Linked DNA regions of Homo sapiens: region 2 is linked to region 1. A link is an interaction called in ENCODE POLR2A ChIA-PET data of the cell type or tissue named here. Cell type or tissue: K562. All regions are shown on one strand. Each heading gives the region's core, and the rest is flanking DNA. Links, peaks and the distances in the headings are about the cores only. Region 1 overlaps MLXIPL (MLX interacting protein like). Region 2 overlaps BAZ1B (bromodomain adjacent to zinc finger domain 1B).

Region 1 (15,260 bases), core at 5,402-10,401:
CAGGTTGGAGTGCAGTGACGCGTCTCGGCTCACTGCAACCTCCGTCTCCCGGGTGCAAGAGATTCTCCTGCCTCAGCCTCCAGAGTAGCTGGGATTACAGGCGCGTGCCACCATGCCCTGCTACTTTTTGTGTTTTTTATAGAGACGGGGGTTTTGCCATGTTGGCCAGGCTGGTCTCGAACTCCTGACCTCAGGTGATCCACCTGCTTCGGCCTCCCAAAGTGCTGGGATTACAGGCGTGAGCCACCATGCCGAGCTGGGAGATTATTTTTATTTTTTATTTTTTGAGATGGAGTCTCGTTGCACTGTCGCCCAGGCTGGAGTGCAATGGCGCCATCTCTGCTCACTGCAACCTCTGCCTCCCGGGTTCAAGCGATTCGCTTGCCTCAGCCTCCCGAGTAGCTGGGATTACGGGTGCCCGCTAGCATGCCCCGCTAATTTTTTGTATTTTTTAGTAGAGACGGGGTTTCGCTATATTGGTCAGGCTGGTCTTGAACTCCTGACCTCGTGATCCGCCCGCCTCAGCCTCTCAAAGTGCTGGGATTACAGGTGTGAGCCACCGCGACTGGCCCAGACCAGGAAATTTTTTCATAGAAAACTTATTTTTTTTTTTGAGACAGAGTCTTGCTCTATTGCCCAGGTTGGAGCGCAGTGGCGCGATCTCGGCTCACTGCAACCTCCGCCTCCTGGGTTTATGCCATTCTCCTGCCTCAGCCTCCCGAGTAGCTGGGATTACAGGCGCCCGCCACCACGCCCGGCTAATTTTTTAAAAATATTTTTAGTAGAGACGGGATTTCACCGTGTTAGCCAGGATGGTCTCGATCTCCTGACCTCATGATCTGCCCGCCTCGGCCTCCCAAAGTGCTTGGGGGATTACAGGCTTGAGCCACCGCGCCCGGCCAGAAAACTTCTTTTAAGGCCGGGTGCGGTGGCCCATGCCTGTAATCCCAGCACTTTGGGAGGCCGAGGCGGGAGGATCACCTGAGGTCAGGACTTCGAGACCAGCCTGGCCAACATGGTGAAACCCCGTCTCTGGCCAACATGGCGAAACCCCGTCTCTACCAAAAGTACAAAAATTAGCTGGGCGTGGTGTCCCACGCCTCTAATCCCAGCTACTCGGGAGGCTGAGGCAGGAGAATCACTTGAACCTGGGAGGCAGAGGTTGCAGTGAGCCAAGATTGCTCCACTGCACTCCGGCTTGGGTGATAAGAGTGAGACTCCATCTCAAAAATAAATATAAAATAAATAAAAAAAGAAAGAAAGAAGAAAACTTCTTTTAAAATAATTACAGCCGCCAGGCACAGTGGCTAAAGCCTGTGATCCCCAACACTTTGGGAGGCCAAGGTGGGAAGATTGCTTGAGCCTAGCAGTTCAAGACCAGTCTGGGCAACATAGCAAGACCCCATCTCTATAAAATAAATAAATAGGCTGGGTGTGATTGCTCACACCTGTAATCCCACCACTTTGGGAGGCCCAGATTTTAGCCCAGGAGCTTGAGCCCAGCCTGAGCAACATAGTGAAACCCCGTCTCTACCAAAAACTACAAAAATTAGACGAGCGTGGTGGCACATGCCTGTGGTCCCAGCTACTTGGGAGGCTGAGGCAGAAGGATCACTTGGACCCGGGAGGTGGTTTTGCAGTGAGCCGTGATTGCATCACTGCACTGCAGCCTGGGTGAGGGTGAGACTCCGTTTCAAAAAAAAAAAAAAAAAAGTTAAGGCTGGGCACGGTGGCTCATGCCTGTAATCCTAGCACTTTGGGAGGCTGAGGCAGGCGGACCACCTGAGGTCAGGAGTTCGAGACCAGCCTGGCTAACATGGTGAAACCCTGTCTCTACTAAAAATACAAAAATTAGCCTGGCATAGTGGTGCGCACCTGTAATCCTAGCTACTCAGGAGGCTGAGGCAGGAGAATCGCTTGAACCTGGGAGGCGGAGGTTGCAGTGAGCCAAGATTGTGCCACTGCATTCCAGCTGGGGCGACAGAGTGAGATTCCGTCTCAAAAAAAAAAAAATTAGCCAGACATGGTGACATGTGCCTATAGCCCCAGCTAACTGGCAGGCTGAGGTGGCAGAATCACCTGAGTCCGGGAGGTCGAGGCTGTAGTGAGCTGTGATCGTGCCACTGCACTGCAGCCTGAGCAACAGAGTAAGACCCTGTCTCAAAAAAAAAAAAAAAAAAAAAAAAAGATATAAAGATGCACAGTGGTTTGAAAAAGTGAACAGGGAGGTCTCATGGACTCTTCCTCTCAGTTTCCTCCAGTAGTAACATCTTGCATAACTGCAGTGTAATATCAAAACCAGGAACTTGACATTGATGCTATCTACAGAACTTATTCAAATTCCACCAACAAGGAGACAATCTGAAAGACTTATTGGTAGAATTTGGGTTGAACAGTCATGCTCCGTGGGTGTCCCAGTCCCAAAGCCCAGAGTGAGTCGAAGTACCAGAGTTGGAGATTCCTGCTGCAAACATTTCCATCCCCACCCAGGAGCCTGCCTTCCTGACAGTCCAGGCCCTTCGGCAATAAAGGACCCTCTGAGAACAGTGGCCGCTGCAGAGGCTAGATGACAGACAGACACACCCACAATCTTGGGGGAGGAAATGGATCCAGTCAGAGAGCAAATGGAGCAGCCTCATTTCCTTCCCTTTTGTCCTTTGCGGGAAACTGGCATTGACTCAGCTGTGGGCAGTGGGGTAGGGAGGGGTGCGAGGGGGTGTCTAGAGCATCCTGAGGCTTGTCCTCCCTATCTTGCTACTTAGGACTGTGGGCCCAGCCATAAGCCACTTTCTTCACACCATCTACAGACAAGCTACACTTTTCAAAGTATTTATTTATTTATTTATTTTGAGACAGAGTCTCACTGTGTTGCCCAGGCTGGAATGCAATGGCATGATCTCGGCTCACTGCAACTTCCGCCTCCCGGGCTCAAGTGATCCTTCTGCCTCAATCGATCATCCTGCCTCAGCTCCCAAGTAGCTAGGACTACAGGCATGCACCATCACACCCAGCTAATTTTTGTGTGTGTGTTTTGTAGAGACAAGGTTTCACCATGTTACTCAGGCTGGTCTCGAACTCCTGAACTCAAGTGATCCTCCCGCCTCAACCTCCCAAAGTGCTGGGATTAAAGGCGTGAGCCACCAAGCCTGGCCAAAGATGCACTTTTAAGAAGAATTTCATTTACCAAGCATTTTGCATGTGACATTTATTGATCCAGGAGCATTTTTTTAATAAAGAGAGTCTCACTGTGTCGCCCAGGCTGGAGTGCAGTGGCGCAATCACAGCTGATTGCAGCCTGAAACTCCTGGGCTCAAGCAATCCTCCCACCACATCCTCCCAAGTAGCTGGAACCATAGGTGCTCACCACCACACCCAGCTAATTTTTGAATTTTCTGTAGAGACAGGGTCTTGCTATGTTGCCCAGGCTGGTCTCTAGAACTCCTGGCCTCAAGCAATCCTCCCGCCCTCAACCTCCCAAATTGCTGGGATTACAGGAGTGAGCCACTGCACCTGTTTGATCCAGGAGCTTTGCGTTTCATTTCACTTGCTCACATTCCCTTCTCACAGATGAGGAGACTGATGCTTTAGGAAGTTAAGTGACTTTCCCAAGGTCATACAGGTGGAGAGTGAGCCTGGGGACAAATACATGTCCTGTCTGGCTGCAATCTGTGGATGTGGGGTAAGAGGAAGAAAGAGTAGCCTCTCTTTGTACAGCTCAGTTGAGGCTACCAAATTCTTTCATATCCTTGAATTCAGTTGGCCTTTAAGACAGGCCATGTTATAATTTTAATTTTTAAGCAGATGGAGAGAAACACTAGGCTTACATCAAATAATATGCCCAAGGTCAACAAGGAAGCAAGGGAAATAACCCAGGTCTACTACAGGATCCATACTCGGGCAGGGCACTGTGGCTCACGCCTGTAATCCCAGCACTGTGGGAAGCTGAGGCAGGAGAATCACCTGAGCCCAGGAATTTGAGACCAGCCTGGCCAACAAAGTGAGACCCCATCTCTACAAAGTAAAAAAATTAGGCGTGGTGGTGCATGCCTGTAGTCCCAGCTACTCAGGAGGCTGAGGCAGGAGGATTGCTTGAGCCCAGGAGTTTGAGGCTGCAGTGAGCTGTGATCACACCACTGCACTCCAGCCTGGGCTACAGAGTGAGATCCTGTCTCAAAAAAGAAAAAAAAAAAATCCATGCTCCTCCCAGCAAGCCACTCTGGCTGTGGCGTGGCCTTGCTCTTACTCTCAAGTTTTATGTAGCCCAGTTGGAAGCCAAGACTGATACGTGGAAGGACAACTGAGGACACACAGCGGGACTCAGGAAAGCTGAATGCATCAGGAAGCAGGGGACTTGCCAATGGATCTTGAGGGGCAGTGAGACTTGACTGTAGCTTCAGGGATGGGCATTTAGACAGGTGAAACAGCACGAGGGAGTGCTACATGGAAAGCGAGAACCAGCCGAGGTACGGAGGTGGAAGTAACTGATTCTGACTGGGCACGGTGGCTCATGCCTGTAATCCCAGCACTTTGGGAGGCCGAGGTGGGTGGATCATCTTGAGGTCAGGAGTTCAAGACCAGCCTGACCAATATGGTGAAACCTTGTCTCTACTAAAAATACAAAAATTAGCCAGGCGTGGTGGTACGCGCCTGTAGTCCCAGCTACTCAGGAGACTGAGGTGGGAGAATCACTTGAACCCAGGAGGAAGAGGTTGCAATGAGCCAAGATTGTGCCACTGCACTCCAGCCTGGGCGACAGAACAAGACTCCATCAAAAGAAAAAAAAATAGAAGTAAATAAGGAGACAGGAGGCCAGGCACAGCGACTCATGCCTATAATCGCAGCCTGTGGGAGGCTGAGGCAGGAGGATCACTTGAGGCCAGGAGTTTGAGACCAGCCTGGGCAAAGTAGCAAAACTCCATTTGTATAAAAAAAATTAGCCAGGTGTGGTGGTGCACACCTCTAGTCCCAGCTACTCAGGAGGCTAAGGCAGGAGGAGGATCGCTTGAGTCCAGGAGTTCAAGGCTGTGGGTAAGCTATGATCATGCCACTGCACTCCAGCCAGGCAACAGACCTGTCTCAAAAAAAAGAAAATTGAGAGGCCAAGGCAGGCAGGTCACTTGAGGCAGGAGTTCAAGACCAGCCTGGCCAACATGATGAAACTCTGTCTCTACTAAAAATACAAAAAGTTAGCCAGTCATGGTGGTGCACATCCGTAATCCCAGCTACTCAGGAGGCTGAGGCAGGAGAATCACTTGAACCCGGGAGGTGGAGGTTGCAGTGAGCTGACATTGCATCACTGCACTCCAGCCTGGGTGACAGAGCGAGGCTCTGTCTCCAACAAAAGAAAAAAAAGCAAAAAGAAAAGAAAAAGAGACAGGAATCCCTAAGCTTGCCTCCCTCATGGGTTGATCACACCTTTCAAGAGCAAAGCAAGATGAGTCCCAGGTACCACTGGAGATTGAAGACTTTTAGGGATGTGAGGGGAGGGAGGCTATGGAGAGAAATGAGGCTGGAGGGAAAGCAGGGTTGGATCACAAAGCACCTCGAACACCTGCCCTGAAGCCTGGCCTTGTCAGAGGCAAACAGTAGCCAAAGAAACAACTGAAGCACACGAGCTCCAACTTGTATTGTCTGGAGTCCTCCCTACCTCTGGCCTCTCTACATTAGGTGAAATGGTAACTTTCCACCTTGTTTAAGTAGTGGTTCTCAAAGTGAGGTCCCTGGACCAGCAGCACTAGGAATGCAAATTCTGTTTTTGAGACAGCGTCTCACCCTGTGGCCCAGGCTGGAATGCAGTGGTGCAATCATAGCTCACTGCAGCCTTAAACTCCTGGGCTCAAGTGATCTTCCTGCCTCAGCCTCCTGAGTGGCTGAGACTACAGGCCACCGTACCCAGCCAGGAATGCAGATTCTTAGACTCCATCCCAGACCTGTTACTTGGTCAGAAACTCTGGAGGTGGGGCCCAGCAAGCTGTACTTTTTTTTTTTTTTTTTTTTTTTTGAGACAGTCTTGCTCTGTCGCCCATGATGGAGTATATTGGTGTAATCTCAGCTCACTCCAACCTCCACCTCCTGGGTTCAAGCGATTCTCCTGCCTCAGCCTCCCAAGTAGCTGGGACTACAGGCACACACCACCACACCCAGCTAATTTTTGTATTTTTAGTAGACAGGGTTTCGCCAAGTTGGCCAGGCTGGTCTTGAACCCTTGACCTCAGGTGATCCATCTGCCTCGGCCTCCCAAAGTGTTGGGATTACAGGTGTGAGCCACTTGCCTGGCCCTCTAGCTGATCCTTAACAAGCTCTCTAGTTAATCCTGATGCATGGTACAGTTTAAGAAGCACTGATTTAAACTAATTTGAACCCCTACATGTAATTTGCAGCTCAAAGCCTCTATTACAGTGGTTCTTGACCATGGCTCCATATTGGAATCACTTTGAAGATGCTGATGTCTAAACATCATACTGGCTGGGCATGGTGGCTCACATCTGTAATCCCAGCACTTTGGGAGGCAGAGGTGGGAGGATGGCTTGAGGCCAGATGTTCGAGACCAGCCTGGACAATATAACAAGACAAAAAAAAGTCTGTAGAGTCTCTACGAAAAATTTAAAAATTAGCCAGGCCTGGTGGTGCATGCTTGTGATCCCAGCGTTTGGCAGGGGCTGAAGTGAGAGGATCACTTGAGCCCAGAAGGTTGAGGCTGCAGTGAGCTGCGTTTGCACCACTGCACTCTGGTCTGGGTGACAGGATGAAACCCTGTCTCAAAAAAAAAAAAAAAAAAAAAAGTAAAGCCACCACGTTTATTTTATTTTATTTGTTTTTGAGACAGAGTCTCATCTGTCGCCCAGGCTGGAGTACAGTGGCGTGATCTCGGCTCACTGCAACCTCCGCCTCCCAGATTCAAGCAATTCTTTTGCCTCAGCCTACTGAGTAGCTGGGATTACAGGTGCCCACCACGCCAGGCTAATTTTTTTTTTTTTTTTTAGATGGAGTCTCGCTCTGTCGCCCAGGCTCAAGTGCAGTGGCGCAATCTCAGCTCACTGCAAGCCTGCAAGCTCCGCCTCCCGGGTTCACACCATTCTCCTGCCTCAGCCTCGCGAATAGCTGGAACTACGGGCGCCTGCCACCAAGCCTAGCTAATTTTTTGTATTTTTAGTAGAGACAGGGTTTCACCATGTTTTCCAGGCTGGTCTCGAACTCCTGACCTCAGGTGATCCACCAGCCTTGGCCTCCCAAAGTGCTGGGATTACAGGCGTGAGCCACCATGCCTGGCCCACATTATTAATAATTAATGCATGTTTAAGTTTGAGAAGCTGTTCACTGTAAGGGATACAGGAGGCTAATGCACATGTATGGAAGAGGCGATGTCCTATTGGACCAGGGCGGTGGCTATGAAGGTAGATGTTCAATTGGCCAGGCTTCCGTCCTCAGTGACAGCTAGCGCAGGGCAGCGGGGTGTGTGGAGGAGCTGAAGATGATGGTTTCCAGCTTGCACAAGTGTCCGGGTGGTGGTGCCTGTGCCAGGGCTGGGGCACACTTGGAGGACCAGGTTTGAGTGGGAAGATTATGGAAGTGGTGAGTTCTGTATTGGGATCCGTCAGTGTTAAGGGAGCTGCGGAGCGCTCAGAGGGAGAAGTTAGGGTGATGGTCGGACATGTAGTTGTGTAGCTCTGGGGAGACAGCGAGGCAGATACAGAGTCGGGGTCCTCTGCAGAGAGGCTGAAGGGGATGAGATGGCCTGGGGCTTGCCAGAGAGCAAGAAGGGAATGGCTAAGGAAGGGACAGGCCTAGAAAGAGGCTCACACAGCAGGACCTGGGAGGGCATTGGCAGGGAGGAGGAAAGGAGAGCTTGGCAAGAATTCTGTTTTGTTTTTTGTATTTTTGAGACAGGGTCTCTCTCTGTCGCCCAGGCTGGAGTGCAGTGGCGCAATCATAGCTCACTGCAGCCTCGAACTCCTGGGCTCAGCCTCCCGAGTAGCTGGGGGTACAGGCCCATGTCATAACACCCAGCTAATTTTTTTGTAGAGATGGGGTCTCACTATGTTGCCCAGGCTGGTCTCTAACTCCTGGCCTCAAGCAATCCTCCCGCCTTGGCCTCCCAAAGTGCTGGGATTACAGGCATGAGCCACCGAGCCTGGCCGAGAATTCTGGACTCCCAGGGAAAGAGTGGTTTAAGACGGAGGCCCAAGGGCCGCAGAAAAACCAGAATAGCACTATGAAGCAGGCACTGGATTTCGCAAGGAGCGGGTCAGTCAGAGGTGAGCTCAGTGACAGCAGAGTCAGCGCAGGGGTGAAGCTGGGGTGTGAGGGTGGAGGAGGAGCCCAAACGTGGGGAGCCAAGAGGGGAGAGGGAAGAGAGGAGGGAGAGTGAGCACGTGTAGATGACTCTTTCAAGGGAAGAAGCCATCTGGAAGGGACACGGGGTCAAGGGGATGTTTGATGGGGAACTTCTGGCCGCGTGGGAGTGAAAACAGCAGCGTATACACTGCCTGGACCCTCCCTTGCGGTGAGCCACGGCCAGCCTGTCTGCAGCAGCAAAGAGCATGCGTGAAAGGCTGGGCGCACCTGCCACCGTCACAGCAGAGAAGCGGCCAACGGCAGACGAAGGCAGTTGGGTGGGCACTGCTGGGCTGCTTACCAGCCCAGCAAGCTGAGTCAAGGGACCGAAACTGTCTGTGTCTCAGTTTCTCACCCGTAAAATGGGGATGCTGATAATTATTACAACTCATTCTCATTCTTACATAGTGTTATATATTTATAATATATATTATATATAATGTATATAATTATATAATATATATAAAATATATATAATGCCCTGTAGCTTCCATGCCTCGGTTCCAGCTCTGCCTTCTTCTAACTCTGAATAATAACTATATATTATATATATTATAATATATAATTATATATTATATTATATATTATATTATATATTATATATAATTTATATGATATATATTATAAATTATATATATTATCTATTATATATAATTATATTTATATGTATTTAATACGTATATATAATTATATTGTATATTTATAATATATAATTATATATTACATATTATATATTATACATATATACTATATTATAATTATGTATTTATATCGTAATATATAATTATATTAATTATAATATATAATAAATTATATTATATATTTATAATATATTTATACATTATAAACAAATATGTACTTTATTTGTTAAAGTATATATTATATATAATTTATAGATAAATTAGATATAAATTAAATATAATATATTTAACTTATATATTATATATAATCTATATATTATAAACAATATATTTTATATATTTATATATTTATATTTATTATATATTTATATTATAAATGTATTTATATTATAAATACATTTATAATATAAATATAAAATACATTTATAATATAAATACATTTATAATATAAATATAAAATACATTTATAATATAAATATAAAATACATTTATATTATAAATATAAAATACATTTATATTATAAATATAAAATACATTTATATTATAAATATAAAATACATTTATATTATAAATATAAAATACATTTATATTATAAATATAAAATACATTTATATTATAAATATAAAATACATTTATATTTATTAATATAAAAATAAAATATATTTATATTTAATATAAAAATAAAATATATTTATATTTAATATAAAAATAAAATATATTTATATTTAATATAAAAATAAAATATATTTATATTTATTATAAAAATAAAATATATTTATATTTATTAATATAAAAATAAAATATATTTATATTTATTAATATAAAAATAAAATATATTTATGTTTATTGATATAAATATAAATATATTTATATAGTTTTATTGATATAAATATAAAATATATTTATATAGTTTTATTGATATAAATATAAAATATATTTATATAGTTTTATTAATATAAATATAAAATATATTTATATAGTTTTATTAATATAAATATAAAAATATATTTATATGGTTTTATAAATATAAAAATATATTTTTATAAAATGTAATATATTTATATATTATAAATATAAAACTATATAGTTATAAAATGTAATATATTTATATATTATAAATATAAAACTATATATTTATAATATATAAAGATTATATATAATATATAAAGTATATTGTATATAAAGATTTATATAATATATAAAGTATATTGTATATAAATATTATATATAATATATAAAGTATATTGTATATAAAGATTGTATAGGTTATACAAATTGTAATATATAAATTAATGTAATATTATATATTATATATAAAGATTATATAGATATGGCTGGGCGCAGTGGCTCACGCCTGTAATCCCAACACTTTGGGAGGCCAAGGCAGACGGATCACGAGGTCAGGAGATCGAGACCATCCTGGCTAACACGGTGAAACTCCGTCTGTACTAAAAATACAAAAAATTAGCCAGGCGTGGTCGTGGGCAACTGTAGTCCCAGCTACTGGAAGGCTAATGCAGAAGAATGGTGTGAACCCGGGAGGCGGAGCTTGCAGTGAGGTGAGATCCCGCCACTGCACTCGAGCCTGGGTGACAGAGCGAGACGCCGTCTCAAAAAAAAAAAAAAAGATTATATAGATATATAGATTAACATATAATTATTTAATCTTTATTCTCTATATAAAAATTTATATATAATCTATATCTTTATATGTAGAATATATATTAACTCATACATATTTTATATAAACTATAAATATAATATAATATATAAAAATATATTAAATATAATGTATAAATATAATCTTTGTATATTATTAAACATAATATACAAACATAATATATATATAATATATAATTATTATCCCCATTTTACAGATTTATAAATATATGTATAAATCTGTAAATCTCTATATGTGTATATTTACCCTTTTAGGTTCTCACAGCAAGCCTACGAGGTAGGTGTTGTGAGGATTAAGTGAGTTAATATACATAAAGTGGCCAGGTGTGGTGGTTCATGCCTGTAATCTCAGCACTTTGGGAGGCCAAGGCAGGAGGATCCCTTGAGCTTGGGAGCTGAAGACCAGCCTGGGGAACTTAGTGAGAACTTGTCTCTACTAAAAATAAAAATAACAACAACAACAAAAATCTAAAGTGCTTATAGGAGTGCTTGGCACATAGTCCATACTAGATCTGCGGGCAGCGATTCTCCTTCTTCTTATGCACGAACGAGAGAAACTGAAAACCTATGGAAGATACTTTAGGCTGTTTAAATCCTGCAAATGGGCCAGGCACGGTGGCTGCCACCTGTAATCCCAGCACTTCAGGAAGCCTAAGGCCAAGGTGGGAGGATCACTTGCGGTAGGGAGTGTGAGACCAGCCTGGGCAACATAGCAAGACCCTGTCTCTATGAAAAATAAACATGAATACATCAGTCCTGCAAATGTCTCCAGAAGGTCTGAAACGTGAGAGGATTCCAACATGCCAGGCTGGAATGTCAGCTCCACAAAGAGAGAGATACTGTAGTGAACAGCATCTGCAGAGCCAAGACCACAGCCTAGTCCATAGCAGGCACTCAGTAAATATTGGGGCCTCTGAGGCCTTCTACCCCAGCCCCATCTGAAGGATCAGTTTTTTTATTTTTTGTTTTTATGTTTTTTTGAGATGAAGTCTCACTCTGTCACCCAGGCTGGAGTGGAGTAGCGCAATCTCTGCTCACTGCAACCTCCACCTCCTGGGTTCAAGGGATTCTCCTGCCTCAGCCTCCCGAGTAGCTGGGTTACAGGCACCTGCCACCATGCCCGGCTAATTTTTTTTGTATTTTTAGTAGAGACGGGATTTCACCAAGTTGGCCAGGCTGGTCCGGAACTCCTGACCTCAGGTGATCTACCCGCCTCGGCCTCCCAAAGTGTTGGGTGGCGTGAGCAACCGCACAGGCCGCTGTCAGTTTTTTCTAAGACATCCCAACTAAGTGGCCATCCACTCTCTGCATGCATACCTCTCATAGCGGGGAGGTCACTACCCTCCATACCTGCCCCGCCAAGGGAGCACATTCTCCTTCTGGGTGGTTCCAGTGGATGCCCTGTCGGTTCCACTCCTTGGTCCCAGCTCTGCCTTCTTCCAACTCTGAAGGTAGCGAGCCTCTCCAAACTGTCTCCTGGCCATGGAGGGAGGAGCTCCAGGAAGCAAATCTATCACCTCTCACCTGGATGACTGCAACTGTCCTCTAACTGGTCTCCCTGCATCCACCTAGTCTCAACTCAGCACCCAGGGGATTCCTGTAAAAAAGTTACATCTGGCCAGACGCCATGGCTCATGCCTGTAATCCTGGCACTTTGGGAGGCCAAGGCGGGAGCATTGCTTGAACCCAAAAGTTCAAGACCAGCCTGAGTAGCTGGGATTACAGGCGTGTGTCAGCACATGTGGCTAATTTTTGTATTTTTAGTAAAGACCGGGTTTTGCCATATTAGCCAGGCTGGTCTCGAACTCCTGACCTTGTGATCCGCCTGCCTCGGCCTCCCAAAGTGCTGGGATTACAGGCGTGAGCCACCACACCCGGCTGCTGACTCTATTCTTATAAGAAAAATTTTTTTGTCTGGGCGCGGCAGCCTCACACCTGTAATCCCAGCACTTTGGGAGGCTGAGGAGGGCAGATCACAAGGTCGGGAGTTCAAGACCAGCCTGACCAACATGGTGAAACCCCGTCTCTACTAAAAATACAAAAATTAGCTGGGCATGGTGGTGCGCACCTGTAATCCCTGCTACTCAGGAGGCTGAGGCAGGAGAATCGCTTGAACCCGGGAGGCGAAGGTTGCAGTGAGCCGAGATTGCGCCACTGCACTCCAGCCTGGGCAACAGAGCGAGACTCTGTCTCAAAAAAAAAAAAATTTTTTTTTTTAAAGTTACATCTGGCAGGGCGCGGTGGCTCACGCCTGTAATCCCAGCACTTTGGGAGGCTGAGGTGGGTGGATCACAATCGTGGTCAGGAGATCGAGACCATCCTGGCTAACACGGTGAAACCCCGTCTCTACTAAAAATACAAAAAAAAAAAAAATCAGCTGGACGTGGTGGCGGGTGCCTGTAGTCCCAGCTACTTGGGAGGCTGAAGCAGGAGAATGGCATGAACCCAGGAGGCAGAGCTTGCAGTGAGCCGAGATCGGGCCACTGCACTCCAGCCTGGGTGACAGTGCGAGACTCCGTCTCAAAAAAAAAAAGTTACATCCGATTTTCTTTTATTTATTTTTCTCTTTTTTATTACTGAGATGAGGTCTATGATCCTCCCGCCTTGGCCTCCCAAAGTGCTGGGATTACTGGTGTGAGCCACTGTGCCCAGCCTTTTTTGTTGTTGTTATTTGAGACAGGGTCTCACTCTGTTGCCCACTCTACAGTGCAGTGGTGCTATCATAGCTCACTGCAGCCTCGAACTCCTGGGCTCAAGCGATCCTCCTGCCTCAGCCTCCTGAGTAGCTGGGACTACAGGCGCTCGCCACCACTACATCTGATCTTGTCCCACCTCCACTCAAAGCCCTCCAGCTGCTTCCAGCTCAGAGTAAATGCCCAGGCCCTCTGCAAAGCCACTTCCCACTGCCAACAGGCTCTCTCTCCATCCCAGTGTGAGACACTGACCAGCACACCAACAAACCAGCAGACAGTTTTTGCTTTTATTGGTCAAGAATTCTTTACAAAACCCACACACACACATCCACACACACACACACACATGATGCCTGCCCTGCTGTGGTCACTCTGGCCCTGGTGTCTCCTGGGATCAGGCCCTCCTGGCCTCTCCCAGGGGAAACCATCCTGCAGCCCCTCTGGGTCAGCAGTGAAGGAGCAGAGAGAGGGAACCTCCTTTTCTGCTTCTCTGCTCAGGAACAGAGGTCTGTGCCCCACCTGTCGGGGAGCAAGTGGAGGTGACAGAGAAACAGCATCCTCCTCTTTCCACCGTTGAGCCCCCGGAGTTGCCAGCCTAGGCCCCCAATGTCACAGCTGCCAAGGCCTGGGGGTCATCTGCTGATTGAACCTTCCCCATCCCCATTTTGCAGATTGAAACACAGCGGTCCAAAGACAGCGGACGAGTCACCCAAGGTCACGGTGCTGGAGCACAGTGGCAGAGCAGGGACGGGGACTCTGCTCTTCTTGACCTCCAGGAGGTGGCAAGTGTGAAACCTGGACCCTGCTCCACCCCCCAGGGAAGGGCAGAGCCAGGGCCTGGGGCAGGAAGGGAGTGCCCAGAGATGATCCCTGGAGCCCGTGCCCAGGGAAAGCAGCCCCCAGGGCAGCTGAGTGAGCAGCAGGGTCTGGCCAGGACTATAAAGGTTTGCCAAGGGTGCCCTCTGTGACTGCCCGTGTGGCTTGCTCAGGGATGCGGCCCGGGTCGGTCAGGATACTGGTAGATGTGCCCAGCTGGCGTAGGGAGTTCAGGACAGCTGGGTGGGAGACAGAGAGAGAGAGACAGACACTTCCTGGGGTCAGGGCCCTACCCTTGGATGTGGAACCAAAGGGATAGGGGGAGGTATTAGTTGGCAAGACTGTCACCCCCTCCTAGAACCTCTGTCTACAGGCGTCTGGTGGCCAGAGGACCATCTGGGGGATGCGGGGTGGCCACAACCCTAGGCTGTGTTGATGGCAAGCTGGATGTGGGATCTAAGCAGGGTGGAATGCTCCCTCCACCCCCGAGGCTGGGTCCCTCTAGCAGGCAGGGAGATGGCTCACGTACTTGGCCGGAGAGCGGGCAGAGAGCAGTACTGGTCCAGCCAGGCCAGTGAGGTCTGGCGGAGGGTGTGCACACTTGCCGTGGACACCATCCCGTTGAAGGACTCAAACAGAGGCCGGATGAGGATGCTGAACTGGGCCCAGGTCAAGGAGCTGCCTGTGGTCCAGCTGGTCCCCCCACACCACGTGGAGCCCTGATGCCCAGTTCAAACCAGGGGAAGAAAGGGCCTGGACACTGTCTAACGTTGAACCCCAATGACTCATGTTGCAGCCCCTACTTCTTCTTTTTTTTTTTTTGAGACGGAGTCTCGCTCTGTCACCCAGGCTGAAGTGCAGTGGCACGATCTCAGCTCACTGCAACTTCTGCCTCCCAGGTTCAAGCAATTCTCCTGCCTCAGCCTCCTGAGTAGCTGGGATTACAGGTGTGCGCCACCACACCTGGCTAATTTTTGTATTTTTAGTAGAGACGGGGTTTCGCTATGTTGGTCAGGCTGGTCTCGAACTCCTGACCTCGTGATCCACCCACCTCAGCCTCCTAAAGTGCTGGAATTACAGGCGTGAGCCACTGTGC
Region 2 (15,260 bases), core at 6,240-11,239, 87 kb before region 1:
AATGTGCATTGCCTTCCACACCCAGTCTCCTAATCCACCTTTCTAAGATTCTGCACATACAGGTGGTGTAGGAATACCTGAAAAGTAACATTCCATATTTCTTAGAATCTTAGTTCCAATCAGCAAAACGCTTTTTTTTTTTTTTTTTTTTTTGAGACGGAGTCTCGCTCTATGTTGCCCAGGCTGGAGTGCAGGGGCGCAATCTCAACTCACTGCAACCTCCGCCTCCCAGGTTCAAGCGAGTCTCCTGCCTCAGCCTCCTGAGTAGCTGGGATTATAGGCGTGCGCCACCACACCTGGCAAATTTTTTTTTGTTTTGTTTTTTGAGAAGGAATCTTGCTCTATCGCCCAGGCTGGAGTGCAGTGGCGTGATCTCCACTCACTGCAAGCTCCGCCTCCCAGGTTCATGCCATTCTCCTGCCTCAGCCTCCTGAGTAGCTGGGACTACATGCGCCCGCCACCACGCCCGGCTAATTTTTTGTATTTTTAGTAGAGATGTGGTTTCACCATGTTAGCCGGGATGGTCTCGATCTCCTGACCTCATGATCCGCCCACCTCGGCCTCCCAAAGTACTGGGATTACAGGCGTGAGCCACCACGCCCGGCCTGACTGCTCTACTTTTAACTGGGAAGAGTGATTTCCTTGGAAAGTCCATAACTGCTGGGAACAGATTCTTAATTTTCAAACTGAATTTCAAGCTCAAATGTAAATTACTTACACTCTACTAATTCCTATAAGAAAGAGGAAAAGCATGGTATCTTCTAGGAAAGAAAATATAATTTACATTAACTTGAAGTCATTAATTACTGTAACTACAAAACCACTCAGAATCTGCTGTACATTCATTTACATTTTTCTTCAGCACATTTTCTCCAACAAAAGCAACCCTATGATATTTTCTTAAAGAACATCTATCACATGTAAAAAGTAAAGTGTCAACTAACCTTATCTTCATTTTGTAGTTTCACATCATATTTGTGAGGCAGAAATTTTGGAGGAGCCCATTTCCTTTCTCCTTTTTTTAATGAAGTAGGAAGTTTTCGTGGCGATCTACGTGCTCTGTCATCTAGTCAAATCATAGAAAATTAGTGAAAAACGTAATTATTTTAATCCTTTTCATTCATTCATTAACAAGTCTTAACTGAACGTCTGCTCTTCACTAGGCACTGGGTGATGCAGTACAAAAATGAATCATAATGTCCTTAACTTCAAGGAGCTAAAGTCTATGAGGAGAGTCAGCAAGTAAATAACTACAATGTACTATAAATAACTACAATGTAGTAAACAGTGTAATAGAAGTTGGTAAAGAAAAACACTATGAGAGGCCGGGCGTGGTGGCTCACGCCTGCAATCCCAGCACTTTGGGAGGCTGAGGGAGGCGGATCACCTGAGGTCGGGAGTTCGAGACCAGCCTGACCAACATGGAGAAACTCCATCTCTACTAAAAATACAAAATTAGCCGGGCTTGGTGGTGCATCCCTATAATCCCAGCTACTCGGGAGGCTGAGGTAGGAGAATCACTTGAACCCGGGAGGCAGAGGTTGCAGTGAGCCAAGATCACGCCATTGCACTCCAGCCTGGGCAACAGAGCAAGACTCCGTCTCAAAAAAAGAAAAGAAAAGAAAAATACTATGAGAATACAGAGAAGGAATACCTAACTTAGTCTGGAAGGTAGGTAGAAAGATGAGTAAGAATATGACTTGGGCCAGGTGTGGTAGTTCACGCCTGTAATCCCAGCACTTTGGGAGGCCAAGGCAGGCAGATCCCCTGAGTCCAGGAGTTCGAGACCAGCCTGGGCAACATGGTGAAACCCTGTCTCTATAAAAAATACAAAAAATTAGCCAGGTGTGGTGGCACATGCCTGTAGTCACAGCAACTTGGGCGGCTAGGGTAGGATGGCTTGAGCCTGGGAGGTCAGGGCTGCAGTGAGCCCTGATCTTGCGACTGCACTCCACACTAAGAGACAGAGTGAAACCCTGTCTCCAAAAAAAAAAAAAAAAAGAGAGAGAGAGAGAATACGATATGACCTGTTCAGAGATTGCAGATTGCAAGCAATAAGGTGTGGTTAAATATGATGTATACTACAGTGAAAAAAATTCAAAAAGGTAAGCCAGGGCCATATTAGAAAGGGCCTTGTATACCATTTAAAGAGATTAGAATTTGTCTTGCTAGCACTAGAGAACCAATGACAGACTGTGGCTGTAACTAACTACGGTGCATTTTGGAAAGATCAATATAAAATGGGGCCCATCACAGTGGCTCGTGCCTGTAATCCCAGCACTTTGAGGAGCCAAGGCAGAAGGATCACTTGAGCTCAAGAATTCGAGACCAGCCTGGCCAGCATGGTGAAACCCTGTCTCTACAAAAAATAGAAAAAATTAGCTGGGCATGGTGGCACGTGCCTGTAATCCCAGCTACTCGGGAGGCTGAGGCAGAAGAATTGCTTGAACCCGGGAGGTGGAGGTTGCAGTGAGCCGAGATCATGCCACTGCACTCCAGCCTGGGCAACAGAGCGAGACTCTGTCTCAAAAAGAAGACGAACATAAAATGGAAAGTTGATACTGAAGATAAGGAAATTGGAAGATACAATGCTAAACATCTGAATTAGGCTGGGCACACAGGCTCACACAGGTAATCCCAGAACTCTGGGAGGCTGAGGTGGGGAGACTGCTTGAGCCCAGGAGTTTAAATCAAGCCTTAGCCACATGGTGAGACCCTGTCTCTAAACAAACAAACAAAAAAAATTAGAAAGGTGTTGTGATGCACACGTGTGGTCCCAGCTACTCAGGAGGCTGAGGCAGGAGGATCACTTGAGCCTGGGAGGTTGAGGCTGCAATGAGCTATGATCACACCACTGCACACCAGCCTAGACAACAGAGCAAGACCCTGTCTCAAAAATAAACAAACATCTGAACTAATGTAACTGTAATACAGAAGGAAAGAGAGTCAAAATTCTTCCAGTTCGTGACCAACTAGACGTGAGAATGTTAAAGGTATTTTAACTTTTCTGCCTTAGACACTAGGTGGATGGACGGTGAGCCAAGTAAAAGAATGAGAGAACAATTCTTGTTTACCTGCCTTGGGATACAAGAAGAGTGAAGTCAATTCAGCTTTACACATGTTGAATCTAAACTGCATAAAGGAGGGGCCAGGCGTGGTGACTCACGCCTGTAATTCCAGCACTTTGGGAGGCCAAGGTGGGCAGATCACCTGAGGTCCAGAGTTCGAGACCAGCCTGGCCAGCATGGTGAAACCCCGTCTCTACTAAAAATACAAAATTAGCTGGTTGTGGTAGCGTGCTCCCATAGTCCCAGTTACTGGGGAGGCTGAAGCAGGAGAATCACTTGAACCCATGAGGCGAAGGTTGCAGTGAGCCAAGATCGTGCCACTGCGCTCCAGCCTGGGTGACAGAGCGAGACTCCGTCTCAAAAATAAATAAATAAATAAATAAATTGCATATAGGACAGGCAAGTAAAGATCAAGTCTACAGTTAAAAGTCTGACCCAGGCTTGGAAATCACCAGGCTACAAACAGTTAAGAATTCAAACTGTGCCATGAATAGCATATAACATTACACTATGCAAACTGAAAAACAGAAGGCAAAGAATAGAATCCTATGGAAAAAGTCAAAGGAATGGCAGGGAAGGAAGGAAGTAAAGAAACCGAATAGCTGGAGCACTAGGAGACAGTGGTATCAAGCTAAGAGATATGAGTGACCAACAGTATTAAATGTAACAGATACAGCACTATTCACAATAGCAAAGACACAGAATCAACTTAAATGCCAACAATGGACACAAGAAAGAAAATGTGGTACACATACACCATGGAATACTATGCAGCCATAAAAAAGAATGAGATCATGTCCTTTGCAGCGACATGAATGAAGCTGGAGGCTATTATCCTTGCAAACTAACACAGGAACAGAAAACCAAATACTGCATGTTCTCACTTGTAAGTGGGAGCTAAATGATGAGAACACATGGACACATAGAGGGGAACAACACACACTCAGGCCTTTTAAAGAAAAACAACTAATGGGTACTAGGCTTAACACTTGGGTGATGAAATAATTAATCTATGCAACCAAGCCCTATGACACAAGTTTACCTATGCAACAACCCTGCACTTCTACCCTTGAACTTAAACGTTAAAAAATAAATAAATATTAATAAATATAACAGAAAAGTCCAACACAGGCCAAGAAGAAATCTCTGCTTTTGACAATTAAGAGGACACTTGTAAACTTAATAGGAACTATTTCAGGAATATAGAGGCAGAAGTAAGACCACAATAAAACTGATGTTCGGAAAGCAGAGAGAATATTCCTAACCAAAACACTTCTCAACCTCAAGGAATTGCAAGTAATGCCCTTATTACAAAACTTCAGTATCAAAAAGAAGAGGGAAACTGGAAAATACAGACGTTAGCATTCACAATACAGGAGAAAACAAACTGAAGTATCAACAACTTGGGATGGACCAACTACAATGACACTCTCAGAAGTTTGCTTCGAACTACATTAAGAAAGTACCTCAAAAACCATCTGCACAGATCCAAAACATCTAGACACACAAAATAGAATGGGAGACAGACAACATCACATTCTAATGCAAAGTTTGTACCAGTTAAATAGTAAGCTAACATTTGATCCTCTAATACTCATGCGGAGGGAGACCAATACACACCAAACACTTGGTGCACCTACATTTTTGGAGACAACAATAATCAAGTCCAGTCAAATTCTTTATTAATGAAGGCCTCAGAGGCTGAACGGTCTTCCCAGTGAGCCAAATCTCAATTGTTCAAATTTAAAAACATTATTGTTAGAGTCTCCAGGTCCCTAGGACATCATAGTTTCAGGATTTTACCTGCTCCCGTGTGAGAGGGACTTAGATTACAGATTATGGAGAGAAAAAAGTGCAACTGACCCTTGAACAGCATGGGGGTTAGGGCTCTGACCTCTCCTCCTCTCGCAGTCAAAAACCTGTGTATACAGCCAGGCACAGTGCGTCATACCTGTAATTCAGCATGAGGCCGAGGCCACAAGGAGGTCCAGGCTGCACTAAGCTGTCATCACAACACTCCACTCCAGCCTGGGGGCAACAGAGTAAGACCCTGTTTCAAAAAAAAGAGGTCAAGGCAGGAGGATCGCTTGAACTCACGAGTACAAGACCAGCCTGAACAACATCGTGAGAACTGACCTCTACAAAAAAAAAAAAAAAAAACCTACAAAAATTAGCTGGGTGTGGTGGTGCATGCCTACGGTCCCAGCTACTTGGGAAGCTGAGGTGGCAGGATCGCTTCGGCCAGGAATGTCGAGGCTGCAGTGAGCCATGATCGTACCACTGCACTCCAGCCTGGGTGACAGAGCAAGACCTTATCTATGAAAAGCCAAAAAAGGACACTAGGACAATTAGCACTTTACTAGAGAGATGAACTAGCATCACATAAAATGACTGAGGTCACTTCAACAGCAACAGGAGGTCATTAGGAAATGATTACAGTAGTATAGTACGTACTACAGTTCATTTTATTGTTATTATTTAATACTGAATCTTCATATTTTTCTTGACTGAGAATGGTGCCAGGTATGGTCTGTGTAAGTTTTGATAAATTTTAACTTTTTATAATAGATTTCTGTATATATTTTATGGTAGCAAATGATAGACTAGTATCTACATGTATTTTATGCATTTATGACATACCTAACTCTTTGTTCTTTTTTTACAATATTTCTAGGTTACTCAGTTCGTCTCTGAGTTTCTTCAAACTGTCACAAGCCTCCAAAGAATTTTCCAATACATTCATTGAAAAAATATTGAGAGATGGGTTAAGTGCCATAAAAAAAAGAAAAAGAAAAATTCCATTCATATGTGGACCTGTACAGTTCAAACCTATGTTGTTCAAGGGTGAGCTGTACCTAAAACCATCACATTGGCTTATAATGTGAAGATCAGGGTTAGAATTTGCTCTTCCTACCTTGATCACCCCCCAATACATAAATACATATTTCCACTTCAAGACGAAAGGAAAGCAGACTTTCCTTGCCATCTTGAGTAGCTAGCAATGTGCACACAGCTTTTGTGTTTTGTTTTTTTTTTTTTGAGATGGAGTTTTGTTTTTGTGGCCCTGCTCTTGTGGCACAGACTAGAGTGCAATGGTGCGATCTCAGTTCACTGCAAACTCCACCTCCTGGGTTCAAGCGATTCTCCTGCCTCAGCTTCCCGAGTAGCTGGGATTATAGGCACCCACCACCACAAGCCGCTAATTTTTGTATTTTTAGTAGAGACAGGGTTTCACCATGTTGACCAGGCTGGTCTCGAACTCTTGACCTCAGATGATCCACCCTCCTCAGCCTCCCAAAGTGCTGGGATTACAGGCATGAGCCACGGCACCCAGCCCTGCATAGAGCTTTCTAAGCAACTAGAGGAAACGACTTCCCAATGGTCTTAATTATTTAGGGATATTCAAGTGTTTCATGTTGTGGACATTTTAGTTGTTCTATGAATCATAAATGAACAAAATCATGTCTACATAAAAAATCACACATTTAGTTGCTAGAGAACCCTAAAAGATGTGTTCATAATAAAATAAACAGGATCTCATAAAACACTAAGGAAAGCTAATATCAAACATACTAATACTCTCTCTCCTTCCTTCATCCTCTTTCACAACTGTCTCCTTCTTCTGATGGTCCTGAGCAATCTGACTGGAGTTCTCTTTGTCACTTGATGGAGAATCACAGGCACCATCAGATTTCTTCTCAGTGGCCTCTTCATCCACTTTCTCCAAAGGATGAATCTTCACAATCTTCACCTTGAGCATTTTCTCCTTCCCAACCTATAAAGGAGGTAGTAGAGAAAATCAGAGATAATAAACACCCAGAAACCTGAAGATGTTTAGAACATATCATCCAATATACATGCCTCCTCAACTAACAAAAGGTGATTGAAACAGTAAAGTATCCAAGTACAATGAAGTGTTTTCAACTTTTTTTCTCAGACTTCTAGGTTGAAATATGACAGCCTAAAAAAATGAAATAAATGATCACAATCTAGGTTCATGATTCATGTAAAATGCCAATATACAAGGCCAAAGGGCAATCACTGTACCAGCCTAAAATATGTGAATACAGTTCAAGAATTTACATTTTTGTATGTATTTACTTATTATTATTTTTTTTTTGAGACACAGTCTCTCTCTGTCACCCAGGCTGAAGTGCAGTGGTATGATCTCGGCTCACTGCAACCTCCGCTTCCTGGGTTCAAGCCATTCTAACCTGCCTCAGCCTCCGGAGTAGCTGGGACTATAGGCACGCACCATCGTGCCAGGCTAATTTTTGTATTTTTAGTAGAGACGAGGTTTCACCATGTTTGCCAGGCTGATCTCAAACTCCTGACCTCAACTGATCTGCTTGTCTCAGCCTCCCAAAGGGCTGGGATTACAGGCGTGAGCCACGGTGCCTGGCCTACATTTTAAAAAAAAGAAATCAACTGTATATGGATATACAAATGTTCCAGAACCATTTGTTGAAATAACACCTTTCTCTACTTAATTACCTTTCCACCTCTATCAAAAATCAACTGTGTAGGGCCAGGATTACAGGCATGAGCCACCATGCCCGGCCAGACCCAGGAATTTGAGGCTAGCCTGGGCAATATAGGGAGACCCCATCTTTACAAAATAAAATAAAATTAGCCAAGCATGATGGCGTGTTCCCATAGTCTTAACTACGGAGGAGGCTGAGGCAGGAAGATCGCTTGAGCCCAGGTTTTTGAGGCTGCAGTAAGCTATGACAGTGCCACCACACTCCGGCCTAGGTGACAGGGTGAGACCCTATCTTGGGGCATTAGAGGGCTGCGAACCACTGCTATGTCCTCTTGACAAACTGACTCATTTTTTTCATTATAAAATGACTTGCTACTTCTTTATCCCTGGTTATATTCTTTAATCTGAAATCTATCCTCTGATACTTACATAGCCCCTTCAGATTTCTTTTGACTTATGTTAACATGGCATGTATTTTTCCATTCTTTCACTTTTATTCTATGTGTTTCTCTCTTATACACAGCAATACCATTTGGTCTTGCTTTTTCTGCCCAAAATGAGTATTTCTACTGTTCTGTTATTGTTTTAAAGAAATGAGATTTTTGTTATGTTGCCGAGTCTGGCCTTGAACTTCTGGGCTCAAGCAATTCTCTCGCCTCAGCCTCCTAAGTAGCTGGGACTACAGGCACACACCACACCTGGTCAATGTCTACCCTTTAATTGAAATGTTTAGATTACTTATGTTTAATATAATTATAGATATATTTAAGGTTTATTTGCTTTTCTATTCAGCCTCAACAAAACTAAAAACTGCTCTTCAAAAAATACTGTTAAGAAAACAAAAACACTGGCCAGGCATGGTGGCTCATGGCTGTAGTCCCAGCACTTTGGGAGGCCAAGGTGGGTGGACTGCTTGAGCCCAGGAGTTCAAGACCAGCCTGGGTAACATGGTGAAACCTCATCTCTACAAAAAACACAAAAAAATTTGCCAGGCGAGGATGTGGTGCATGCCAGTGATTCCAGCTACTAGGGAGGCTGAGGTAAGGGGATCACTTGAGCCTGGGACGTTGAAGAAGAAGGGAGTTATGATTGTGCACCGCACTCAAGCTTGGGCAACACAGCGAGACCTTATCTCACAAAATAAAAATAAAAATAAAAAAACTCTACAAAGCTTTTCCAATGCTCATTAAGAGTTCAAACCAAGCCGGGCACAGTGGCTCATGCCTGTAATCCCAGCACTTTGGGAGGCTGAAGTGGGTGGGTCACCTGAAGTCAGGAGTTTGAGACCAGCCTGTCCAACATGGTGAAACTTCGTCTCTACTAAAAATACAAAAAGTAGCTGGGCATGGTGGCGGGCACCTGTAATCCCAGCTATTCAGGCAGCTGAGGCAGGAGAATCAGTTGAACCCGGGAGGTGGAAGTTGCAGTGAGCCGAGATCGCGCCATTGCACTCCAGCCTGGGCAACAAGCAAAACTCTGTTTATAAAAAAAAAAAAAAAACAGAGTTCAAACCATTTTTGCAAAGCAACCCTTATGATAAATCCAAAACCAAAAACAACAGAGTTCAAGGCCGGGCGCAGTGGCTCACACCTGTAATCCCAGCGCTTTGGGAGGCCCAGGCAGGCGGATCACCTGAGGTCGGGAGTTCGAGACCAGCCTGACCAACATGGAGAAGCCCCGTCTCTACTAAAAATACAAAATTAGCTGGGTGTGGTGGCGCATGCCTGTAATCCCAGCTGCTCGGGAGGCTGAGACAGGAGAATCGCTTGAACCTGGGATGCGGAGGTTGCGGTGAGCCAAGATCACGCCATTGCACTCCAGCCTGGGTAACAAGAATGAAACTCCGCCTCAAAACAAAACAAAACAAAACAAAAACAAAAACAACAGATTTCAAACCATGACCTAACCTTTGACAACCTGTACAAGATCTAGCCCTTGGCTACCTGATACTACCATTCCCACCATCCTCCCTCCTTCTGTAGTCCAACCACACTGATTTTTCTCTGTTCTTCCAGTACAATGGTTTTCCCAGTACAGTACAGGGGTAATTATGTCATACCTCTTTTCCTTTCTTTCCCCGAGACATATGGCAATGTCTGATTTTCACAGCTGAGAGGGTGCTACTGGCATCTAGTGGATAGAGGCCAGGTATGCTGCTGAATACCCTACAATGCACAGGACAGCACCCACTAGAATCATCTGTCCTAAAGTTTGTAATGCCAACGTTGAGAAACCCCGTTCCTGACCATCAAGTTCCCTTCTGTCTAAAGGCCTTCACACACCCTGTTCTCTCTCCCTGAAATACTCAATGCCCCCTTCTCCCATGGATATATCCTACTCAACCTACAGGCTTCACCTTAAATGTTGCCTCCTCAGAGGAGCTTTACTGGATCAACACCAATTCTGGTTCTAAGCTAGATTCCCCTGATTATAAACTTTAATAAATACTCTGTGCTTTTCTTTCATAGTTCTTATCAAGAATTTTTTTTTTTTTTTTTTTTTGAGACGGAATCTCACTCTGTCACCTAGGCTGGAGTGCAGTGGTGCAATCTTGGCTCACTACAACCTCCACCTCCTGGGTTCAAGCAATTCTCCTGTCTCAGCCTTCCAAGTAGCTGGGACTACAGGCACGCGCCACCATGCCTGGCTAATTTTTGTATTTTTAGTAGAGACAGGGTTTCACTATGTTGGCCAGGCTGGTCTTGAACTCCTGACCTCGTGATCTGCCTGCCTCGGCCTCCCAAAGTGCTGGGATTACAGGTGTGAGCCACCGCACCTGGCCTCATCACCAATGCTAAACACACAGAAACAACTGTGGATTTTGGTCACTACTGTTTTTCCAGCACCCAAAACATGCTATCTACATAGCCGGTCATCAATAAATATCTGGGATAAACCCCTCTATATTGGGACAATGTTTGTGGCACGCTTCCAATGTCCATCATATCTACTTTTTTTTTTATCACACTTAGAGTGCAAAACATTTTTATAAATAATGAACACCTGTGTACCCACCATACAGGTTAAAATACTTAACATTAATAGTGGCCAGACCCAGTGGCTCACACCTGCAATCCCAACACTTTGGGAGGCCAAAGCAGGAGGACTGCTTGAGCTCAGGAGTTCAAGAACAGCCTTGGCAACTTGGTGAAACCCCATCTCTACAAAAAATACAAAAATTAGCCAGTGCCTTTGGACTGTAGGATGAGGAAAAAAAAAAAAAATACAATTAGCCAGGCATTATAGCTACAGTCCCAGCTACTTGGGAGATTGAGGTGGGAGGATGGCTTGAGCCTGGGAAGTGGAGGTTGCAGTAAGCCAAGGTTGTGCCTCTGCACTCCAGCCTAGGCGACAGAGCCAGACCCTGTCTCAAAAAAGAAAAGAATATTAACAGTACCTCAGAATCTCCCAGTAAGCCTACGCACAGGTGGAAACAACTCTCTCCTCTCCTCCTGACAGTGATAACAAACATTCTGAGTTAGTTTTGCCTGCTTTGAGCCTTCTATAAATGTAATCATACTGTATTCTTCTGCGACTTCTTTCAAGTTCACATTTTTTCTGCTATAGAGTATTGTGTGGCTTAACAATTTGTTTATCCATTCAACTACTGATGGCTACCTGGGTTATCTCCTCATTGGACTACTATGAACAATTCTATTAATATACTTACACAGATTTCCTGCGGCAAAACTGAGGGTAAATACTCAAGCAAAAATCCTTAGTCAAAGGGTATGTATAATAACCAATTGTATTCAGCAATGCCGAGTGCTTTCCAAAATATATGTGCTATTTACACTATAAGCAATTCCACATTCCTGTCAAAACTTGGCAGCAAGTTTTTTTCTTTATTAATCTGATGTGTATACATTATCTCACTATGGTTTCGATTAGATTTCCTGCATTATTGATGAGTTTAAACATATTTTCATGTTTATGGACATACATACTTCCCTAGTATCTCTTCCCTTTCCTCTTTTTTTTGTTTTTGAGACAGGGTCTTGCTATGTTGCCCAGGCTGGAGTACAGTGGTGCGATCATAGCTCACTGCAGCCTTGAACTCCTGAGTTCAAGCGATCCTCTTGCCTGTCTTCCAAGTAGCTGGGACTACAGAAATGCACCACCATGCACGGCCAATTTTTATTATTTTTTGTAGAAACAGGGTCTCCCTATGTTGCCCAGGCTGGTCTCAAACTCCTAGCTTCAAGCCAACCTCCCGCCTCAGCCTCCCAAAGTACTGGGATTACAGGCAGGAGCCATTGGGTTCAGCCCATCTTTCCTCAAACATTTCTTCTTTCACCTTGCAGATGTGTGCAAAATATTTTCGTTTTGCCATGTCAATTCCATTTCCATCCTTCTCTACCTGGCTCTATGCTTAAATAGGCTGACCTTTACAGCCTCCACCAAGACTCCCCTTGCCCTCTAGATTCTGGTGAGTTCAGTTCATAGGGAGCATGAGCAGAAAACCAGGAGATGGAAGTAAAGCATCCTTGGGGTGTTTATTTCCAAATGCCTCCCTAGGAGGATGGTTACAGTTACAGTTTTCTCTCACTACCATAGTACTCTTCAACAACAGCAGCTACTCTTTTCTAGTTCCTGTACCCACTCCCTCCCTCTGCTTCCTTGGGGTTTAGAAATGATAAAGTCTTCCCCAACTGCTGATAGGTATGAGGCACTCAACCTTTCCTTGTTAAGTTTTCCTTAACCCTGATCAGACTGCTGTCTGCTGTCAACAGCCCCTTTATTAAACTCAATTCAATTACATTTGAGTATGCCATCTGTTTCCTGCCAGGACACTGACTGATATAAAGTATGTGATTAGAACCCACTAATGGTCAGCCACAGTGATTCATGCCTGTAATCTCAGCATTTTGCCAGGCCAAGGTGGGAGGATCATGCAAGTCCAGGAGTCTGAAACCAGCCTGGACAACATGGCAAGACCCTGTTTCTCTATAAAAAATAAAAAACTTAGCTAGGCGGCCAGGCGTGGTGGCTCACATCTGTAATCCCAGCACTCTGGGAGGCCGAGGCGGGTGGATCACGAGGTCAGGAGATCGAGACCATCCTGGCTAATACGGTGAAACCCCGTCCCTACTAAAAATACAAAAAAATTAGCGAGGCATGGTGGCAGGTGCCTGTAGTCCCAGCTACTTGGGAGGCTGAGGCAGGAGAATGGTATGAACCCGGGAGGCGGAGCTTGCAACGAGCCGAGATCGCGCCACCGGACTCCAGCCTGGGCGACAGAGCGAGACTCTGTCTCAAAAGAAAAAAAAACTTAGCTAGGCATGGTTTTGAGTGTCTACAGTCCCAGCTACTCGGGAGGCTGAGGTGGGAGGACTGCTTGAGCCTGGGAGGCTGAGGCTGCAGTGAGCTATGATCACACCACTGCACTCCAGTCTGGAAGACACAGCAAGACCCTGTCTCAATAAAAAACAAACAAAGAAACAAAAACCCCACTAGTACTGCCAGACATGACAAATAAAAAAGAACTAGCTAGGAGATAGAAAGGAGTCAGAGTAAATTATTGAAACAAAGAAAGAACAAGAACTTTGAAACCAGAGAGACAGGTGTGAATCTTGGCCCCATCAAGTACTGGCTATTGTAGCACAAACTGCTGCTGAGCTAGCTACCAAGCTATTCCCTCCCTCTTCTCTCTTGCCAGCCTGTCTCTTTTGAGACTTAAATACAAAGGAAGATACTCTCTTTCTCAGCCCCCGCTGCAGCTCTGGGTGGTTATGTAAGCCAAGGTCTAGCCAATAACATGTAAAGATAAAGGGTGGAGCTTTCTATTTTATGCTTCAAGAAAGATTTTTCCAGATATGCTTCTGGAAAGATTTTCTTAGCCTGCTTTGATAAGTATTCCCTCACTCTGAATACAGTCACATTTTTTCACAACTCAGGGGACAGCAAAGCTAAGGACCAGAACTCAACACACTGAGAAGAACAGAACAGAAAGACAGAGAAAGTCTAGGTCTTGACAATAGTATTCAGCCTCTATACCAAACTTGGAACTATCTAAGACTTACTACATGAGATAATCACGTCTGTCTTGTTTAAGCCAGTACTACTAAAGTGTTGTACCTCATGTAACAGCATCACTACCACCCTGCAGACTGTTAGAACTGAAAAATGTTAGGTCTATCCTAGACCTTCTGAACTCTCAAGGAATGGGCTGAAGAACAGTTCAAGCATGATGGAGAAGCAAATTAAACATTTGTCCTGAGAGGGAAAAAAAAAAAACAGTTCAAGCAATTCTCCCACTTCGGCCTCCCGAGTAGCTGGGACTACAGGCATGCACCACCATACCTGGCTAATTTTTGTATTTTTTGGAGAGATAGGGTATCGCCATGTTGGCCAGGCTGGTCTCAAACTCCTGACCTCAGGTGATCTGCCCACCTTGGTCTCCCAAAGTGCTGGTACTACAGGCCTGAGCCACCATGCCCAGCCAAGAACGCATTTTCAGTAGCTTAAGTATCACACCAAAGTTTGAGAACTACGGACTATTATTACAATTTCGCTACATAACGGCTGAAAGCACTCATAACTAGTATGTATCAACCTCAACATGTCATTTAAATGTACAAGGCTACCTACCACTTCAAGATTTCCGTGCAAATTCTGCAAGACATTATGTAAAGCAATTAGCCCAGTGTCAAGTACATACAGATAGATATTTAACAACTGTTTAGTTTTTTCTCCTGAATCTTACTTTCAGCTGTTACAAGATTATACAGGGATTGCTTTAGTGTTCGGTATCACTTTTGTAATAGTTATCCTTTAGCTATTTTGACTGGATAATTAAAAAACAAATAAGGCCGGGCGCACTGGCTCATGCCTGTAATCCCAGCACTCTGGGAGGCCGAGACAGGTGGATCACAAGGTCTGGAGATTGAGACCATCCTGGCTAACACAGTGAAACCCCGTCTCTATTAAAAATACAAAAAAATTAGCCGGGGGTGGTGGTGGGCACCTGTAGTCCCAGCTACTCGGGAGGCTGAGGCAGGAGAATGGCGTGAACCCAGGAGGCGAATCTTGCAGTGAGCTGAGATCATGCCACTGCACTCCAGCCTAGGCAACAGAGCGAGACTCCATCTTAAAAAAAAAAAAAAATTTAAGTAGAAAAAGTCCAACTCTCATTACAGCGAGGACTTGGATTAAACATGTCTGAGGCCGGGCGCAGTGACTCACGCCTGTAATCCCAACTCTGGGAGGCTGAAGTAGGCATATCACCCGAGGTCGAGAGTTCAAGACCAGCCTGACCAACATGGAGAGAACCCGTCTCTACCAAAAATAAAAAATTAGCAGGGCATGGTGGCAGGCGCCTGTAGTCCCAGCTACTCGGGAGGCTGAGGCAGGAGAATCACTTGAACCAGGGAGGCGGAGGTTGCAGTGAGCCGAGATCACGCCATTGCACTCCAGCCTAGGCGACAAGAGCGAGACTCCACCTCAAAGAAAAAAAAAAAAAAAGTCTTAAAGTCTTTTTTTTTTTTTTTGAGATGGAGTCTTGCTCTGTCCCCCAGGCTGGAGTGCAGTGGCACGATCTCGGCTCACTGCAACCTCCGCCTCCCAGATTCACGCCATTCTCCTGCCTCAGCCTCCCGAGTAGCTGGGACTACAGGCGCCCGCCACCACGGCCGGCTAATTTTTTATATTTTTAGTAGAGATGGGGTTTCACCGTGTTAGCCAGGATGGTCTCGATCTCCTGAACTCGT

Evidence for each region. ChIA-PET counts read pairs that join two places held together with the same protein. Peaks named below come from ENCODE experiments on the same cell type or tissue, not always from the same donor. Only the 100,000 strongest peaks of a DNase experiment are listed, where the experiment ranks them.
Region 2: POLR2A ChIA-PET joins it to region 1 with 5 read pairs; 11 of 35 experiments call an interaction of 5 or more read pairs at or near these places.

Annotation. Positions count from the first base shown.
Region 1 is chr7:73,579,581-73,594,840 of GRCh38, forward strand. It overlaps MLXIPL (MLX interacting protein like), which reads right to left. Exons shown (of 17, transcript NM_032951.3): 16 at 14,694-14,823; 17 at 13,622-14,403. The coding sequence ends at 14,285. Among named protein-coding and RNA genes, the nearest start is that of TBL2, 8.6 kb to the left of the region's middle. RefSeq lists enhancers at 7,990-8,490, 8,491-8,991. In K562, for the core only: no CTCF peak of the experiment used is centred there; a DNase peak (open chromatin) is centred at 8,421; H3K4me3 peaks cover 150 bases.
Region 2 is chr7:73,491,856-73,507,115 of GRCh38, forward strand. BAZ1B (bromodomain adjacent to zinc finger domain 1B) reads right to left here. Exons shown (of 20, transcript NM_032408.4): 4 at 6,642-6,843; 5 at 945-1,066. Among named protein-coding and RNA genes, the nearest start is that of BAZ1B, 23 kb to the right of the region's middle. In K562, for the core only: no CTCF peak of the experiment used is centred there; no DNase peak of the experiment used is centred there.